Regions from separate parts of the Homo sapiens genome. Here all the other regions are linked to region 2. The links are chromatin contacts, found by Hi-C or POLR2A ChIA-PET in ENCODE. All regions are on one chromosome and are shown on one strand. Each heading gives the region's core, a stretch centred on a gene start or an enhancer-like site at or near the end of the contact. The rest is flanking DNA. Distances are from core to core; before and after follow the strand shown.

Region 1 (4,161 bases), core at 782-3,281, 710 kb before region 2:
GTAAAACCCCAGTTCCTTAACTTGGCTTTCGAAATGATTTGTGCACCTCCACAACCTGACCTCTGCCTCTGCACTCTAATCATTTTCAACTTCCTTTGGCTATGAGAAATCCCCAGCTACTCTCTTGCTTCCCAATCTCCAGGCAGCCTGTTCTCTCCTTTTGATGCAAAAGTTTCCATCTGTTTTGTTTTCTTTTTGTTGTCGTTGTTTGTTTTGGTTTGGTTTTGTGTTTTGCACCAAGTAGCTCCTACTTATCCTCAGGTCTTGGCTTCAGTGTCATATTTTGGGACGGCTTCCCTGTCCCTCAAATCTGGTAGAACTGCCACTCCTCTGAGTTCCCATGGTACACATGGCCACTGATGGTACACATACCCCTTTGGATTACGTCTGTCTGTTTACTTCTTTGTCTGTACCAGACCGCCTACTCCATGAAGGCAGAACTCAAGTCTGTCTTGTCTGTCTTTGAGTCCCTCTGCCCCATGCTCATTAAGTATATGGAAGTTGAATAAAGATAGAAAATTTCTCTATTTGTTTCCAAAGACTTTGAGGTTCATCACTTCTTTACAGAGTCTGAGCGTCCCAGTGTTGTGTGGCTGCCATAGTCAAGTGCTTCCCTTTGTGCCCAAGCGAAAAAGAGAAGAAAAGAACTGTGCTGAGGCAGGAGGCCCCACACTTTTGGAACAGTCTACTCTAGCAATGCCTCCTTATCCCCTCCCAAAAGACTGAAAAAGCTAGTAGGGTTTAAAGCCCAGACTTAAATGACATTGAACTATGCCCTATAAGACACCAATTCAGTTACTAGAGGGGTCAAGGTCAAAGTGGAATGTTTTGTGGAAAGAATAGAGATGTCATAAAACTTATAGAGTTGAGGAAATGAGTAGTTTTCTAGGAATTTTAGAATTCTGAAAGAGATTCTTGAATTTCCTGTTCTTCCTCTTCCTTGTCACCTCTTCCCTGCCTTCATACCCTCAGCCATATATGTGGCTATGGCCCACCAATAAGGATACTGGAGAAGTCCTGTCATAGAAACTCACCAAGAGAGCACTTCCACTTCTCCCCTTGGGTCCCTGCTCTAAGTCTTTGCATCTTTGCTCTTCTGGTTTTGTCACCTGGCTTCTGAAAATTCTTTAGGCCAAAAACTCCCTAGAAGCAGGGTTCAAGATGGGAATTCTTATGCACGTGATCTATTCAGGGAGTACTTCCAAGAGAAATCTATAAGAAAGTGAGAGAAATAGGACAGAGAAGGGGAAAAAACTCTAGGCAAAGATGTGGTTTCAGATGAAATCTATCTTTATTCTTCATCCTTACCCTCTGGAGGGTAAACTGTACCACAGAGCCTGCCCTATCTTAAGATGAAGAAATGAATCCTGTGCTGGTGAGTCATTGGATCAGGGCTGCCCCAGGTGGGAACAGAAGGAGTCAGGACACCAACTCCTGACACTACTGGGCTAGGCAGCTCCTGTTGCCCAAGGACACTTCCCTGGATGAGACTGCAGATGTGAGATGTTAGCAAAAGCACCCACAGCTGCTGGTAAGAGGTAAGCAGAGATTTGGCTGGGACTACAGGTCCTTTGTTTTCTGTTGGCAACTCGTTATGACCTTCTTCAGCTACAAGTCCTGGACAAGTGTGTTGTTTCTGGAAACCTCTGGTCAGTCCAGCAGCCTCTTCTCCTTCACACTCCACCCCAACCTTCCATATTTCCTGATATTATAGTTCTTTGTGAATGCTAAAATCATGATTCGTGACCCAACCATGTTCCTTGTCAGAAGCAAGGTGGGAGAAACAAATTAAGATGTTGCCATTACCACTCCCAGCTAGAACCACAAAGCAGAGACATTGCTAAGTATTTGTATTGCACAAAGAGTTATGCCTGACAGCAGTAAAATAGTAAGTTTTTATTAATGGGAGGGAGAAACTTGGTTATGCCCTTCATAAGAGTCTTAACTATGGGAAGAGTGATTGTGTATCCTTATGGAATGGAGAACAGTGGCCTCTGAGCACCTGCTTAGACCAGGTGACTAGTTCCTCATGACTCAATAGGTAAATGAGATGAACTTTGTGTAATCTTTCATGCATACCATTCATGTGATAATGTGGTAAATGGGTGGGGCTATCACCAGACAAATTTTGTTTTACATTCTAGTTTCATAGCTCATCAGCTGTTACAGCTTGGACAAGTTACTCACTTTTTGGAGACTCATTTATAAAACAGAGAGAGTACATACGTTGCAAAGTTGTTATGAAATTAAACACCACCTGGCACATAGTAGGAACTCAATAAATGAAAGTCATCATTCTCAGATTATTTCCTTCTACAGAAATAAAAACTAGAGGGGTGTGGGTGTTCAAGTGGGTATTGAAGTTGGAGTGGCAGAGAGACAGGGTTGGGGGAGAATATGTGCACTAGTGCTCAATTATTATTGTTCTGTTTAAACACCTATTACTTTATGAAATGCAACAATTTTTACATGAAACGTTATGATTATCTATACTTTAAAGAACCAGAGACCAAGAAATAGTTTGTTGTTTTTTTCTCTGTAGAGATCTGTTGATGAATATTAATGACACTCTTTACTCTCCTGCATACTTGCAAAGCTACAGGGAAACCAACTAATGCAAGTTCTAGGTTGAGGCAGTATCTGAGGTTCTTGTTGATCCCATTTCCCGTCCACCTAGCTCTTTCCAGAAAAGCCTATTCCAACATGGAAAACAGATGAAAATATCAGCTCCTTACTGAGCAGAATCAGTCCTGCCTCCTCCGGATTCTGGGGAATGGACTCAGGTCTTGGGTCTCTACATAAACCCCCAAATGCCAAGACATCTAGCTGTCTGCCCTTCAGTTATGATTCATCATAAGACTGACAGACATCCAGTCAATGTTTTTCTACAAATGACCCAGAATCTTCCTCATTCTTTCAGTAGGCAGATTCTACTTCCTTAGTGACTTTTTGTGGGTGTCATTTGAAAACTGGTATTTGTGCCATATGTCACACCAAAATTTCTCTGCTTGCCTGCATTGAGTATATATTTGCTGACAGTCTTGGGAGTTAAAGAAAAAAGGAATACCTGTTCTTAGGTAAAATGGCCCACTAGAACTCTGCTTTCATTCACCCCATTTTCTTTTCTTTTTTTTGATGGAGTCTTGCTCTGTCACCAGGCTGGAGTGCAGTGGTGCGATCTCTACTCACTGCAAGCTCCACCTGCCGGGTTCACGCCATTCTCCTGCTTCAGCCTCCCAAGTAGCTGACACTACAGGCGCCCACCACCACACCCGGCTAATTTTTTTTTTTGTATTTTTAGTAGAGACGGGGTTTCACCGTGTTAGCCAGGATGGTCTCGATCTCCTGACCTCGTGATCCGCCCACCTCGGCCTCCCCATGTCACCCCATTTTCTAAGCTCTTGAGTCCCTGATTCTGTGAATATAAACTATATTATACCTCTCTGATTCTAAAAATGTATATTAGAATATGAGACAGTGTTTGTCAACTATAGGATCTTCTGATACAGATGCTGATTCATTTGCTCTTTTTGTAATGGTTGCCATAATTACCCTAGTTTACGATAGCTTTATTATATAACAGCTTAGAAAAAAAAAGATTGTTTACTCTGGTCTCAGAACTATTCTCAGCAATTTTCATGGACTTACCTCGTTCGGTCCTCACAACTAAATCATGAGGTAGAAAACTGCTATTATACCTGTTTTACAGCTGATAAAGCTATAGTGTAGAGGTTTAAATCACTTGCTCAAAGTCAAACAGTAAAAAGGGGAGCTGACATTTGATCATGGGGCCAACTGATTCTGGCACATACATTCTTAGCACTTGTACCTTACAGAATGTCAATTGTGAGTGAATTCTATTAACTTTCTCTTCAAAGGCAAGAACACTCTCCAGCTCTAAACGTTTGAGACATACACTTTTTTCTTTTTCTTTTTTTTTTTTTTTGAGATGGAGTCTTGCTTTGTCACCCAGTCTGGAGTGTAGTGGTGTGATCTTGGCTCACTGCAATCTCCACCTCTTGGGTTCAAGCAATTCTGTCACCTCAGCCTCCCGAGTAGCTGGGATTACAGGCGCACGCCACCATGCCTGGTTAATTTTTGTATTTTTTTTAGTAGAGGCGGCCTTGTTGGCCAGGCTGGTCTCAAACTCCTGACCCAGAC
Region 2 (4,193 bases), core at 1,658-4,157:
GGTGGTGAATGAAAGGAGCTATGGAGATGGATGGTGGTGATGGTTGCACATTATGAGTGTATTTAATACCATTTAAGTGTATATATAAAATATTAGGATGGTAAATTTTATGCTATGTGTATCTTACCATAATTTTAAAAATTGAAAAAGGAAAAATCATACTGGGATTTTGATAAGATTTGCATTAAACTTACAGATGGATTCAGGGAGAATTTACATATTTGCTGTGTCGTATTTGGCAGTACATAAAACACCACTTTGATTTTAATTTTCCCCTGCAGGTTGCTTTGCCTCAGCCCCTGGATTACAACGCCCCCTGGCTCATACCTGAGTTCACCACAGCCTTTGGACCCCAGAACTGCCCTTGCTGGTTCTGGTCTCTGGCTAAATCTTCTATGATTGCAGCTTTGGCTACTACCTATAGCCTTAGGGAAAAACCCAGAACTTGTGTTTGAATTCTACTACCACCAGATGTTAGCTGAGTCATCTCCAGCCTCAATTTCCCAATCTGTGGGATTTGTTGCACTGTATACCTTAAACGGGAGTTATTGCTATTATTGCAGTTAACATAAGCTTCTACCACTTACCTAACTCAGCGCGTGCAGTTAGATTTTAGCATCTAAAATGCCAATCTGCAATCATCTTTATTAGTCATATTTTGCCTGTTTTTATCCATCATTCCAATTTGTTGTAATCATTCCAGTCCCTGATATAATCCACATTTTAATCTCAGATATTGAAAAGTAATGGCAGACAAGACAGAGAGTCATGGACAGAATTTGACGTACCACTAGAGAAATCTGTTCTCATTTAGGTCCTTTGATTACAGTTAACAAAAACACATTCTAAGAAATCAAAAGAAAGCCAAGGAACCATGCCTGGGAACAACATAACCAGATAGAACCAAAATCAGGTACATCAGACAGTCTAGCCTAAGAGGCTGGCTCTGGAATAAATAAGCTCTAATCATCATCTCTTTGTCTGTGTCACTCTGTTCAAGATTTGCAGAGCCCAGAGAAAGGTCTTCTTTGCTGAGCTCAGGTCTCATGACTGACTCCTGGCTGTACCAGGGCAGTAAGAAGAAGGATCTGGCCAATGAGATGCCTTAGCAGCTGTAATAGAAGGATTCCACCTGCACTTCCTGCCCCAGATGAATTCAGGGCACTGTCACGAGAGGTCATGAGTACTCGGATGCCACAAAGTGCCAAAAATCCATTCTAACTTTTTCTCATTTGATAGTAATTCACTAATAAGCACTTTCTGGTGATGGCCGTTCAGCCAGAAACAGATCCACCCAATTGTCCAGAAACATAGATCCACTAGTTCCACCAAAGATGTGTTGACAAATTGATACAAAGTCTTGTTGAAATACAAGTATATGAAACCTATGGCATTCCTTGAATCTACTGGAACCTAACGTAACTTTCACATTGGCATTTAACCTGCCACACTAGTTACGTAGTGATCCCAAGTTCTTCACTTAACTTCAGTACTCAAGTCTTCTCATTGACAGCAGTGAGATAATGGTTCTAATCTCACATTTTGGTGGGGGCTTTTATAAAGTACTATATAGCTTATTTGCTATCTATGTGCGAGTTACTATATAATGCCTACTGCCTCCTTATAAGCATAGAGACTGAATGGAAGTCCCTCAATTCTGTTTAGGTTTTTTGAGGGCTAAGGAGTTAAAACTAAGGAGAATAAATCTGGAGGGAGAGTTGAGTTGCTCTGCAAAAGAGAAGAAATAGAAATGGAAGACCTTTAGCCATCTAGAGAAACCTGGAAGAGACAGGTGAGAAACAGGACTGTGGGAGAGGGCGAAACCCTCCGCAAAATGGCAGTTTCCTACTAGAATGGACAAATTACAGAACAAAGGCACACTCGAGGTAGCTGAACCCAAGTGGTATAGAAAGCCAACAGGACACACTGACTCATCTACTGGCATTCCCATTCTAGAAAGTAGCAGAAATCTTGGAGGTAAAGCTCTGTGGACCATGGAATTTGAGAGTTAAAGGCAAATTTACGTAGATCTCAAGGGGCAGGAAAAAACCCCACCTGAATTTTGGCCTATATACATTTGCATTCATATACAAGAAGCAATAGAATAGTGAACTTTTCAGTCCTTGGGTGATTTTTGCTGAAGCAGAAAAAGGGGAAAAAAAGTCTCTGTGTTCTGTTATTCCAACTTTGATCTTTTATTCATTCTCTGAGGGCATAAATGATTGTTTATCTATGTTTTCATTAGTAAAACCACTCTTGAGGATTTTTTGTTTGTAGTTGTTGTTGTTTCCTGCTGTGGATTTTAACACAGAGGCCTTTCGTTTTGAACCAAATGTATCAACAACGAGCATCCTACAATTGCCATTTGCTAGATCCCTTTGTTTGTGGGCTCTTTTGCCTTATGTTCATGTAGGGTACAAAATTAATTACAAGCATGAATAGCTTGTGTCTGCTGTGTTGGAGAACCTGAGGTGATAATGGCTGCCACCTACCATACCCCAGAATGTGCCTACCCACAGCCTCTGCAGAACATGTAGCCCCAGGAGGATATGTTTTATACCATGCAGCCTGGCCATTCTGGTCTCAGTCAGGGGTGCAAATCTAAAGCAAGAGCAGCCAAACCATAGCCTCTCCATGACCTCTGGAGTGGCCACAGGTAAAAAGACAAGTTATGGCCGGGTGCTGTGGCTCATGCCTGTAATCCCAGCACTTTGGGAGGCCTAGGCGGGCGGATCATGAGGTCAGGAGATGAGATCATCCTGGCCAACACGGTGAAACCCCGTCTCTACTGAAAATATAAAAATGACCTGGGTGTGGTGGCATGTGCCTGTAATCCCAACTACTTGGGAAGCTGAGGCACGAGAATCGCTTGAACCCAAGAGGCGGAGGTTGGAGTGAGCTAAGATCTTGCCACTGCAATCCAGCCTGGTGACAGAGCAAGACTTTGTCAAAAAAAAAAAAAAAAAGTTATGCCAGTCAGATTCTCTTCCTCAGATATTTGAAACAGGAAATGAGTAAGAGAAGACGATGACAGTGTACATCAAAGAAGGCCATGAAATACCTTTAGAAGCCATGAGGAATCACGAGCAAGCCAGAATTAGGAGAAAGCAAAGTCAATAGCAAGAGCAGAAGGAAGGTAACATAAGAAACTCGATAGCACTGTACTAACCTCAACCTGTTCCTGCCTCAGGTATGAGCACATCCAAGCCATTCCCTTTGCCTACCTTTTACATTATCTCTTTTTCCTCTTCCCATCTCCTCCCTTCTTTGCTTAAAGACAACAAGGCAGAAGAATTAGAGTGTTGCCATCAGAAGTCATGGAAATGCACCATTGCAATTCCCTTGTTTTTCCCTATTTAAGCTGAGCTTTATGAAGGATACATTAACCACATTATCAGATGGAGACATAATGACAAGCCTGCTCTTCATCTTTTCAAAATGCCCAGATGGAAATAATGTCTGAGAATGTAAAGTTTTCCCATCACAGCACTCTTCTCTCTTGTTGAATCTAATTGTAGCACTAGAAAAAGAGAGACTGACTCTTGCAAACCTCCCAGTGAAATGCCAACTGTAACACATCATTAGCTAAATAAGAAACAACAAGGTCAGCATGGTGTGCGAGAAATGGCAATGTTGTACTTGCTGTTGATTCAGAACTGGCGGGTTTGTGAGGAAGGGAAAAATAAATGTGTATAGAGGTAATGTTGGCCAGGTGCAGTGACTCACGCCTGTAAACCCAGCACTTTGGGAGGCCGAGGCAGGTGGATCACCTGAGGTCAGGAGTTCAAGACCAGCCTGGCCAACATGGCAAAACCCCATCTCTACCAAAAATACAAAAATAATAGACAGGCGTGGTGGCACACCTGTAATCCCAACTACTCAGGAGGCTGAGGCAGGAGAATAGCTTGAACCTGAGAGGCTGAGGTTGCAGTGAGCCGAGATCATGCCACTGCACTCCAGCATGGGTGACAAGAGCGAAACTCCATCTCAAAAAAAAAAAAAAAAAAAAAAAAGCAATGTCACTACAGGCCGCCACAATATATAGGTGTGCATGGGAAAATATAGTTGAGTGTATTTTCAGGATGTGGCAAGCGGATGTGGCTCAACCAGAGGAATTTATAGCAGCAAGTAACAGCCATACCACCATAAAACTGCACAGAAGCTACTTTTAGACTTTGAGGATCAAACAGCTA
Region 3 (4,433 bases), core at 144-2,643, 610 kb before region 2:
CCTCCTGATTTCACTGCACTTTCTGCATCTTCAACATGAGTACTGGGAAGTGGCAAAACATCCAGAGGCAGCTTGGGTGCTAGGTGGAGCATGAGTTAAAATTCCAGGATGAAGCAAATGAACACTTAGAATGACAGGAAAGATTTGGGAGTTGGGTTTGGGGGAGGGCTATTTACCTTTATTCCCTGGAGACCCTGGCACAAACCCTTGCCTCTGCAATCTTCCTCTCAGGTAAAGGAATTCATTAAATGAATTGCTAGAAGATCTACTGACCAGAGGGCTGTACAGAATCATATCTTTGAGAGTGGGAAGTAGGTTGATCACATAGTTTATTATCCAATCAGGACATATCTGAAAGAGAAAGGGGGTTCTATTAATATTTAAACTACAAAACATGTACACCAGGAATGTCTTGGGCAAATCTGGTTGCCCTAGCAAGAAAGGAAATTTGAAAGTTTATACTGTTCTGCTCCCATGTTACCCCGTTTGCACATGAGAGGGTAAGTATTCTCTTTCTTCACCTGCATTAAGGGAATAAAAGCACAAGCATTCAGGTGACTCCCAACCCACTTTTAATTTTACAGTTTCTGCTATACTCTATACATTCTGAAAATTACATTTCCCACCACTATCACTTCGTGATAGGTGATCATTTACAATTACTCACTGACTCAGTCCCGGGAAGAGGCGGTGCAAAATGGGACGCTCTATCCAGGTGCTCATTAGAAATGCAGAATCTCTGCCTGCCTCCTAGACCTACTGAATTAGAATCTGCATTTTTAAATAAGATTTCCAGGTGATCAATATGTACATTAAAACTTGAGAAAAACCTCTAGACTTCGACCTAAAGAAAAACATTTTACAACTTGACAGTGTATGCACATACATACATGCATATAGACACAACTGAAGCACAAATTTAATGAAGTAGAATTTACCGTTACTATTTTATTTGGGAAAGAAATGTGCTCGCGACTCAATAGATTGGAGTATTCACTCCTGGATCTCAACTTGCAATTTGAAAACGCATCTCTAAAGCACCTAGGAGCAATCTGAAGAAAGCTGAGGGGAGGCGGCAGATGTTCTGATCTACTAGGGAAAACGTGGACGTTTTCTGTTGTTACTTTGTGAACTGTGTGCACTTAGTCATTCTTGAGTAAATACTTGGAGCGAGGAACTCCTGAGTGGTGTGGGAGGGCGGTGAGGGGCAGCTGAAAGTCGGCCAAAGCTCTCGGAGGGGCTGGTCTAGGAAACATGATTGGCAGCTACGAGAGAGCTAGGGGCTGGACGTCGAGGAGAGGGAGAAGGCTCTCGGGCGGAGAGAGGTCCTGCCCAGCTGTTGGCGAGGAGTTTCCTGTTTCCCCCGCAGCGCTGAGTTGAAGTTGAGTGAGTCACTCGCGCGCACGGAGCGACGACACCCCCGCGCGTGCACCCGCTCGGGACAGGAGCCGGACTCCTGTGCAGCTTCCCTCGGCCGCCGGGGGCCTCCCCGCGCCTCGCCGGCCTCCAGGCCCCCTCCTGGCTGGCGAGCGGGCGCCACATCTGGCCCGCACATCTGCGCTGCCGGCCCGGCGCGGGGTCCGGAGAGGGCGCGGCGCGGAGGCGCAGCCAGGGGTCCGGGAAGGCGCCGTCCGCTGCGCTGGGGGCTCGGTCTATGACGAGCAGCGGGGTCTGCCATGGGTCGGGGGCTGCTCAGGGGCCTGTGGCCGCTGCACATCGTCCTGTGGACGCGTATCGCCAGCACGATCCCACCGCACGTTCAGAAGTCGGGTGAGTGGTCCCCAGCCCGGGCTCGGCGGGGCGCCGGGGGTCTTCCTGGGGTCCCCGCCTCTCCGCTGCGCTTGACAGTCGGGCCCGGCAACCCGGCCCCCGGGCGGAAACGAGGAAAGTTTCCCCCGCGACACTCACGCAGCCCGACTCCCGTAGCTGCAGGGATTGTGAGTTTTTCTTGAAAAAGAGAAGGAAAGTTCAGTTGCAAGGGGCGCGGGGCACGTTTGGTCCCCTTTGTGCGAGCAGGAAAGGCGTTGTGTTGGCCGCGTTCGAGGCGAGCCCCCACCCCCGGAAAGGGAAGTTTGAGAAGTTGGTTATCTGAAGGCGGCCGGGGAGCAGCGGCCCGGAGCGGCAGCCTGAGCTGCCAAAGCAGCCAGCGCACCTGGGCCACTCCGCCCATGGCGATGCCGCGTGCCCACCCAGCTCTTTCTGAGCCACCCGTTCAAAAGGCCAGCTCCTCAGTCCTTAGCTCCTGGAGACGGCCACGCTTTCCCTCAGGCCGGCTTCTTGGCCCGGAGTTTTTGGAAACAAGTTTCAAGAAAATAATCGATTTCCAAAAGAAAGTTAGCTGGCTCCACTGACGCCTTGGCATGGATGGATAGGGAGTGGAGATGCTCAGGTGAAACCGAGAATCCCTCACTGAATGCCTACTGGGTGCTAGAGGCTGTAGATTTTGCCTGGAACAAGATAGTCCTGTCTTCAGGGAGTTGATGGTTCTATGCAATTATCGTTTGTTGGAAACCGAAGGGTTAAAATCCTAACTAGGCTACCCACCTGATCGCTGTCTCTGAAGGTTTTTAAGGAAAAAATAAAAATAAAAAAATATATATATATATTATATATATATAAATATATATATAATTATATATATAAATATATATAATATTAATATATATATGCATGCAGGAATGGGGGTTCTTAACTATTTGTTATGGAAAGTGTAAAACCTCTGAGACTTCAAAAGTTAGATTTTTTTTTTTTGGAGACGGAGTCTCGCTCTGTCACCAGGCTGGAGTGCAGTGGCGCAATCTCGGCTCACTGCAACTTTGCCTCTGGGTTCAAGCGATTCTCCTGCCTTAGCCTCCCGAGTAGCTGGGATTACAGGCGCGTGCCACCACGCCCAGCTAATTTTTGTATTTTTAGTAGAGACGGGGTTTCACCATATTGGCCAGGGTGGTCTCGATCTCTTGACCTCGTGATCCGCCCACCTTGGCCTCCCAAAGTGCTGGGATTACAGGCGTGAGCCACCGCGCCCGGCCAAAAGTTAGACTTTTTGCAGCTATGATCCAAATAACAGTATCTGCAGCTGTGGTCTGGGTAACCGAGTATTTGGGCAAGTCATAGAGCTTTTTCTGGGCCTTAGTTTCCTCATCTGTAAAATGGCCAGCTTGAATCTGGGTAATTTTACATCATCTTCATGTTTAACATCTTACGTATCGTGCCCCTCCCCTCCTTTCCCCTGGCTCTTCTGGTGACTTGGAGATGACCCATGTAGACTTTGGATGAAATGTAGAGGAGTTGACAGTCCACATCACCCGGAGGCACTCATTTTATTTATCCAGGGACATGGGCAGATTTACCTTTAGGTTTGTCTAGAAAAAATGCGCATCACGGTCAGTTGTAAATTTTAGAGTGTTTGAAGTGGATTGGGAACTTTTTAAAAATTATGGCATACATTGAAGGTGGCATGGAGATGGAAGCTTTTAATCAAATTAGGAAGAGGCACTATTGCAAGCAAAAAGTCTTGACACACATTTGAGTCCTATGGTTTTAATAAAATCTTAGTGTTTCGTTCTTGGCGTTTTTCCTGCATTGCAGTACCAGAATGTTCAATTGTCTCTCATTTTCCTCCAGACTTTTAAAACCTAAGTGACATTTTGCTAATAAATATTTAAAATGGCACCCTTAATTTTCTGTGGATGTTAAAAATCATTACAACTTTTGTTCCAGATTATAAAAGAAGGAAATTAGCAGGCCCTGATGTTGTTAGTTAGGTTCTGTTTACAAGGATAAGGTTTATGATTTGCAAATTCCAGACCCAATAGTTCACGAGTCACTTTCATTTCATCAATATACACACTTTTAAACAATTAGCTTAAAAACGTGGTGGCTTTTTATTTGGGTATTTAGACAGTTTTACAAGGCCCACAGATTTCATATTTTTATAGAACTGAAGTTTCAAAATGGTTGAATTAATGAATCATTTTGAATTTGTATTCATTTGATTCAAATTAAATTTTCAAAGTTGGCCAATGGTTGAAGACAGATATATTGAAGACGAGAAACCTAATTCTACTTACATTTTAATTTTTCATGTAAGTAAATAGTTTCAGAATTTCTCTAACGTAATTGGTAAACTGAAAACATTTTTTCAAAATATCTTAATGCAAGATAATATATCAGGTAATGAGATTGTTTAATAAACAACAAGCTCCTTTTACGTCACCTAAAAAGGCCCAAAAATCTGTCTTCTGTTTAGTAGCTTCTGTACTTCTGTTTAGTAGTATGCAAAGGATTTAAATAAAAGAACAAATTTCACTAAGAAATAGAAAGTTTTTTTTTCTTCGTTTTTGACTTAATAGATTCACTCTTCCTAAATGATCAAAATTAAGAAATGACTCTTTTGGGGAAAACTGTAAAGTGCACAATAACTCTTCAGGTCT

The links. A loop is a pair of places that touch in the nucleus more often than their neighbours do. ChIA-PET counts read pairs that join two places held with the same protein, here RNA polymerase II (POLR2A). Pooled maps may share reads with other maps.
Region 1: a loop to region 2 is called in a pooled map, with 2.4 times the contacts of the local background. The contact joins two enhancer-like sites. A Hi-C loop is called at or near these places in 1 of 37 single-sample maps with no recorded cell type and 2 of 50 pooled maps. POLR2A ChIA-PET finds 5 or more read pairs at or near these places in 1 of 52 experiments (AG04449).
Region 3: a loop to region 2 is called in a pooled map, with 3 times the contacts of the local background. The contact joins the promoter of TGFBR2 here to the enhancer-like site in region 2. A Hi-C loop is called at or near these places in 2 of 168 maps with a recorded cell type or tissue (B cell and OCI-LY7), 1 of 37 single-sample maps with no recorded cell type and 4 of 50 pooled maps. POLR2A ChIA-PET finds 5 or more read pairs at or near these places in 1 of 52 experiments (activated T-cell).

Annotation. Positions count from the first base shown.
Region 1 is chr3:30,500,805-30,504,965 of GRCh38, forward strand. No RefSeq gene overlaps it. Among named protein-coding and RNA genes, the nearest start is that of LINC01985, 16 kb to the right of the region's middle. RefSeq lists an enhancer at 66-115. Within about 2 kb of position 2,032, at least 2 of the 41 ENCODE cell types and tissues checked have a DNase peak (open chromatin) inside an H3K27ac peak, as active enhancers do.
Region 2 is chr3:31,209,949-31,214,141 of GRCh38, forward strand. No RefSeq gene overlaps it. Among named protein-coding and RNA genes, the nearest start is that of MIR466, 50 kb to the left of the region's middle. RefSeq lists an enhancer at 2,200-3,399. Within about 2 kb of position 2,908, at least 3 of the 41 ENCODE cell types and tissues checked have a DNase peak (open chromatin) inside an H3K27ac peak, as active enhancers do; they include OCI-LY7, where a contact is called at or near this core.
Region 3 is chr3:30,605,208-30,609,640 of GRCh38, forward strand. It overlaps TGFBR2 (transforming growth factor beta receptor 2), which reads left to right and starts at 1,394. Exons shown (of 7, transcript NM_003242.6): 1 at 1,394-1,770. The coding sequence starts at 1,677. LOC105377015 (translation initiation factor IF-2-like) reads right to left here and starts at 1,717. Exons shown (of 2, transcript XM_047449400.1): 1 at 939-1,717; 2 at 1-351. The coding sequence starts at 1,717. The coding sequence ends at 1,277. RefSeq lists a silencer at 1,468-1,567.